Regions from separate parts of the Homo sapiens genome. Here region 2 is linked to region 1. A link is a loop called in an ENCODE intact Hi-C map of the cell type or tissue named here. Cell type or tissue: mesothelial cell of epicardium. All regions are shown on one strand. Links, peaks and the distances in the headings refer to the core of each region. The heading gives the core; the rest is flanking DNA. Region 1 overlaps COL11A2 (collagen type XI alpha 2 chain). Region 2 has its middle 20 kb from the start of HCG24.

Region 1 (2,826 bases), core at 327-2,826:
TTTCTTCCACCCCTGGAGGCCCCCACAGTGACACTCTGAGGCCCCTTTATAAATGCCTCTCTTTTATCTTCCAGGGTCCCTCTGGACCTCAGGGACCTCTAGGATACCCAGGACCTCGAGGGGTCAAGGTAACTGACCACCAGGCTGGGAGACAAAGGGCTGTGGTCAGGGGAGCTATATGGGGTCTTAGGAGCTTGGTCCTTCCAACCCACCTCCATCCCCTGATCAGTCTACTTCTATCCCCTCTCTAATTCTAGGGTGTGGACGGAATTCGGGGTCTGAAGGGTCATAAGGGTGAGAAGGTGAGCACCATGCCCCCAGCTTCCCAGCACCTCAGTCCTGCCATCTCCTCTCTTCACTGCCTTCCCTCCAGCCTGCCCCGCACTGCCGTCCAGCTCCCGAGCCCCTGCTTCCACCTATGTTCTCAGAATTCCCATTAGAACCCCAGCCCTCTGTCATCTGTGGTGCCCTCTCACCTCTATCTTTCTCAGGGTGAGGATGGCTTTCCTGGGTTCAAAGGTGACATAGGCGTGAAAGGTGACAGGGTGAGTAGAGACCCCACACTGGCCCCAATTCCGTGTTCTACTGAGCCTCCACTCTGGAGACGCCAAGCACCGGTTTATTCTCCTGAGTCTCCAGACTCCACAGTTCCAGTGCTGTGTTCCCTTGGGAGCCTGACCCCTACAGGATGATAGCCCCATGGTCTGTGTCATGCCTGCCCTCCCATCACTACACTATCCCTACCCTGTGGGCTTCCTGTCCTGCAGTGGCTCCTGGGACCCCTCTAGCCCTCCTCAGCCTCACTGTTGCCCATTTCTCCTCTGGGCCCAGAGCCCACCTCCAGTCCCCAGCACTCACCTGTCCTTCCCTCTCACACAGGGCGAAGTTGGAGTCCCTGGTTCCAGGGGAGAGGATGGTCCTGAGGGGCCAAAGGGACGCACTGGACCGACTGGAGACCCTGGGCCCCCAGGGCTCATGGGCGAGAAGGTGATGGGATGAGGGTTCTGTGCCTGGGTCCTCTGGGGGTGTGGGCACTGGGGTCAGGATGGGCATGGGTGCCCGCCGCTGAAGTCAGCCAGTCAGTTGAAGATGGCCATGCATTAGTCATACTTCTGTCTGTGTAAATGGCATCTCTCAGCTGCTGATGGGCAGAGGGGATATATAAGAAGTCAGGGAAAAGTCCCTGACACGAAGAGTTGGACGGAGACGAAGCTTAGAGAGTAGCTGTTGCTTCAAGGCAGAGTGAACATGCGTTCGGACTCCAAGCAGCAGGAGTTCTGAGATGAGAGAGTCTAATAGCAGTGAGGTCTGTGGTCTCCAGAGCTGACTCTCCCCAGCACTTGCCCTGTGCCAGGTGCTGTGCTGATGCGTCCTATCTATCCTATGAGGTAGGCATGTGACGTACTGTTTTGCTGAGGTTTTACAGAGGCACAGGGATGCTTGTTGATTACATGGCCAGTGAAGGGCAGAGCCAGGGGTTATGCCCAGGCAGTCTGGCTTCAGAATCTCTGCTTCTAAGCCCTGCTCTGCAGCTGCCTGGGCAGGATGAGCCCTGGAGCCTCTGGGGAAGGGGGCATGCACGGGAGTCGGGGTGTGGTGGGCAAAGGGCCTGCAGGGGGATTGGTCTTGGTGAAGCAGGAGTGGGTGCTGGGGTAGATCCCACCTCCCTCATGGGGTAGATGGAGCTGAGGTTGACATGTGGGAAGCAGCTAGATCACAGTGACCCTGAAGGACCTGATACCTCTGTAGGCGCAGGGGAGGTGGGATCCCAGCACTAGAATTGGGGAAAATCCACTCACGGGAAGGAGAGACAACAAAAGTCAGGCAGCTGTGGGGCAAGCAATGAGGGGCTAGAGGCTGGGGTGTGTGGGGTGTGTTGCTGGGTGGGGGCTGGCTGTTATATGTGAGGGTTGAGGTCTCCAGGGGTGGAGTGGCATCTGGGCCTCCTCTCACTCCTAACTGCTTCCTGTCCCTCCACAGGGCAAGCTGGGTGTTCCTGGTCTGCCTGGCTATCCTGGACGTCAGGGACCCAAGGTGATGCCATGCCCCATACGTGCCCCTCCTCCTCTTCCCTCCTCCTCTTCGCTTCCCTGATCCCTGATTCCAGAAAGCACAGATGCAGGGCAGTGGGGGACCCCAGAGGGAATTTAGCTGACCCCCATTTTACAGATGACCGAAAGAGGCCCAGAGAGCAGCAGGGGTTTGTCCAAGGCCACTTAGTTCTTGGCAGAGCTCGGGTCTCCCTGGCCACTGCCTTTGTGGCCTCTCCTGACCCCCTTTGCCCCTTCCTGAACCCTACCTTTCATAACTTCTCAATTTCCCCCCTTCTCCGTTCTCACCAGGGGTCCCTAGGATTTCCTGGCTTTCCTGGTGCCAGTGGAGAGAAGGGAGCCCGGGTAAGCTGGGGGGTGGGAGGGCGTGAGAAGGGAAGGGCTGGAGAGGTGTAGAGGGGGTCTGTGGGGAGTCTCACCCTGGGTAATGTTCTCTCTGCTTCATTCCCACCAGGGCCTGTCGGGGAAGTCAGGGCCTCGGGGAGAACGGGGCCCCACGGTGAGTGCAGGGGAGAGAAACAGGTGGCTCAAGGTCCAGAGGGGGGCATTTGGGTTTCTCTGACAACTCCTCTTCCCTCTGTAGGGTCCACGGGGTCAGCGGGGACCCCGAGGTGCCACTGGGAAGTCTGGAGCTAAGGTGAATGGTCTCTACAAGGCTCCAACTGCCCCCTGCCCACTCAGCCCCAGCTCTCCCTCAACATCCTGACCTCGGGGACAGCTGGAAAGCAGCTCTTCCCACTCCTTGACTCTGTTTCCCCCCACAGGGAACATCTGG
Region 2 (2,908 bases), core at 101-2,600, 51 kb after region 1:
CACCTCTCTCAACCAATTACGCCAGCAACTTTCCTAAACCCATGTCACTCTCCTCATCCTTACTCAATGTGTGCATCTTCTCCCTCTTATCAGATGACCTTCCTTTCACTTTCCCAGGAACAGAGGGATCAATGGTGTGACCTCCTGAGCCTCCTCCTCCTCCCCCTTCATTCTTTCCTCTTTCTCTAGGACAAAGGTCCTTGTTTAGTGAGAGGCTCACTGGTGCTTTTTGGTCTCCTTCACGGGATTTCTCTCTTGGCCAAATTAATACACGAGTTATTAAGAGATTATTTTTAGGCAGCTAAAAAGGGTAAAAGTTCTGGGTGGAATTTTCCTTTAATAAAAAGCAGCCCCAAGCCATTTTTTCTCTAACAGAAAGCAGCCTGAAAACTCAGGCATAGATATGCAAACTAGAAGCTTTTATGTAAATGCTGGCAGCTGTTCCTGGAAGTCAGGTAATTCAATATGGCTATTCTCACCCTCTTTCCCTTCTACGTTTACAGGTGTCAAGGCAGCCTCCAGGTTAAAGCACGTGTACAGGTATCATGGCCGCCACCAGGTGGAGGCCGCATTTGTATAATAAAATACTAGGGTGGGAAGGCCAGTCTTTTTGCAGGTTATGTAAATGACACACCTGGTCAAACCAATCCCCTGAGCCCTATGTAAATCAATCACTGCCTCCTCAAGCCTCTGTACAAAACCAATTGCTTTCCACCAGAAACAGGAGACCCTCTCTTGGGTGACCTGCCTTATCAGCATTAGGAAGCTTTTCCTCTCACTCCTCTTTTCTATTAAACTTTCCGCTCCTAAACCCACTCCTTGTGTGTGTCCGTGCTGTGAATTCTTTTCGGCTATGGTAAAGAACCAGGGTATATACCCTAGACAGTGGAGCTGTTTCATTTTGGGAGCTCATCCGGGATCCAAATCAGAATGGAAGATAGAAACATCGGAGTGGTGAGTATAGAGCAAACGTCAAATCTGTTCTTTAATCTCAAGAATCTCTTCATACCAGTTTCCTTTCATGGAGAACTTCACCATCGCATGAGGCTGGGAAAGTCTTGGGGCAACTGAAAATTTCTGGCCAGGGCACACCCTGGTGTTATTCAAAGGCTTCTGGACTGAACGCAGCCTCCGACAGCCTGTCCAGGTGTTGGTAATGGATCTCCAGCTAACCCGTTGCAAAATTTTCCTTTCCTTTGTATCCGTGGTCACTATGTCTCCTGTCCTCTCTCTCTGTGTGTGCAATTTGCGGGAAGTTTTACAGTTCAGGGAAACACTCCTGTTAGGGAAGATCGGCAAATGCCACAGGCAGTAACTGTTACTCTCTATCCTCTCTGGCGAGCACATGGTAGTGCTAAGCCAACAGCACCACCTAGTGGAAATAAAAATCCTCTTCATCAGGCACCTTGTCGGTTTTTTACCGTAACACTGCCGCTTCCAAATTCTTTCGTGCCGCTAGAAAAGCCTCTTCTGTGAACGAGAAAGCACTGTCTTCAACAGTTTGGAGTAAAATGTCCTCTGTAGTGAAATTTTAGTTCTGATACTGTCTCATCAGCAGGAAAAACAGCCATTAGGTTCCTACGTTCATTTCCGTCTCCAATTAGGATAGTACTTAATTAGCAAGGGGATTTTAGGTTCGGAAGTTAACCAGAGCCATTTTGCTAAGGGTAAATGTCTTAGCATGGGCCGTAATGGCAGGCAATCTAGCACACTGCCTCCGTTAAAGGAGCCTACCCAAAGATGACATAGTCTCTCTGGAGATCCATTTTTCTGGGAGCCAGGCAGATCACACAAATTTAGGACGTCAAAGGGGATCACATAAGGTGGATAAGCTAAGGTTGTGTGGGTAAAGTATGGTTAATCCCATCACTTAGTTTATCCAGTTCCACGGCTTGGAGGACCACGCCTACAACCATGGGTGGTACATTTAACACGTTGCCAGGACCCAGGAACCAAGGAGAGAAAACAGTAGGGAGGACACTTCCACTGTCTTCTCCTCCACCCTGGGTCACAATGAAAGAATGGGGACGAAAGGATACTTTTATTCTCACTTCTTTTTCTAGATGGGTGACAGACCAGCTTCAGCTTGCACCCCTCTGGAGTGCACTCTGAAACACTGGAACTCCTTTAACCTCAGGACTTTGAAGAGAAAAGTGACTCATTTTCTTTTGCACAAGGGCATGGCTTTTTTACTAAACCTTTGCAAGCACTGTAAGATCAGCCCAGCTTTTTAAATAGGCATATCAGGTAGGCCTATAGAAAATAATCCCCCAGAATTAGAAAGGCAATTTCCAAGGGAACCATCTGAGAATTCCCCTTATTTAGGGTTGCCAATATGGGGGAAGTAAAGAGAAATCAGACTGTTGCTGTGTCTATGTAGAAAAAGGAAGACATAAGAAACTCCATTTTGATCTGTACTAAGGAAAATTCTTCTGCCTTGACATGCTGTTAATCTGTAACCCTAGCCCCAACCCTGTGCTCGCAGAAAACCTGTGCTGTATTGACTCAAGGTTTAATGGATTTAGGGCTGTGCAGGGTGTGCTTTGTTAAAAATGTGTTTGTAGGCAGTATGCTTGGTGAAAGTCATTGCCATTCTCCAGTCTCGAGTACCCAGGGACACAATGCACTGTGGAAGGCCGCAGGGACCTCTGCCCAAGAAAGCCTGGGTATTGTCCAAGGGTTCCCCCCACTGAGAGAGACAGCCTGAGACATGGCCTTGTGGGAAGGGACCTGACCTGACCGTCCCCAAGGCTGATTCCCATAAAGGGTCTGTGCTGAGGAGGATTAGTGAAAGAGGAAGGCCTCTTTGCAGTTGAGATAAGAGGAAGGCATCTGTCTCCTGCTCATCCCTGGGAATGGAATGTCTCGGTGTAAAACCCGATCATACATTCTATTTACTGAGATAGGA

What was found. Peaks named below come from ENCODE experiments on the same cell type or tissue, not always from the same donor. Only the 100,000 strongest peaks of a DNase experiment are listed, where the experiment ranks them.
Region 2: it touches region 1 in a loop (7-fold over the local background); 12 of 110 quality-filtered maps call a loop at or near these places.

The regions. Positions count from the first base shown.
Region 1 is chr6:33,173,735-33,176,560 of GRCh38, reverse strand. It overlaps COL11A2 (collagen type XI alpha 2 chain), which reads left to right. Exons shown (of 66, transcript NM_080680.3): 27 at 75-128; 28 at 258-302; 29 at 492-545; 30 at 880-987; 31 at 1,981-2,034; 32 at 2,343-2,396; 33 at 2,506-2,550; 34 at 2,635-2,688; 35 at 2,816-2,826. Among named protein-coding and RNA genes, the nearest start is that of COL11A2, 17 kb to the left of the region's middle. In mesothelial cell of epicardium, for the core only: no CTCF peak of the experiment used is centred there; DNase peaks (open chromatin) are centred at 1,099 and 1,470.
Region 2 is chr6:33,122,361-33,125,268 of GRCh38, reverse strand. It overlaps the pseudogene HLA-DPB2. Among named protein-coding and RNA genes, the nearest start is that of HCG24, 20 kb to the left of the region's middle. In mesothelial cell of epicardium, for the core only: a CTCF peak has its summit at 1,374 (motif pointing left); no DNase peak of the experiment used is centred there.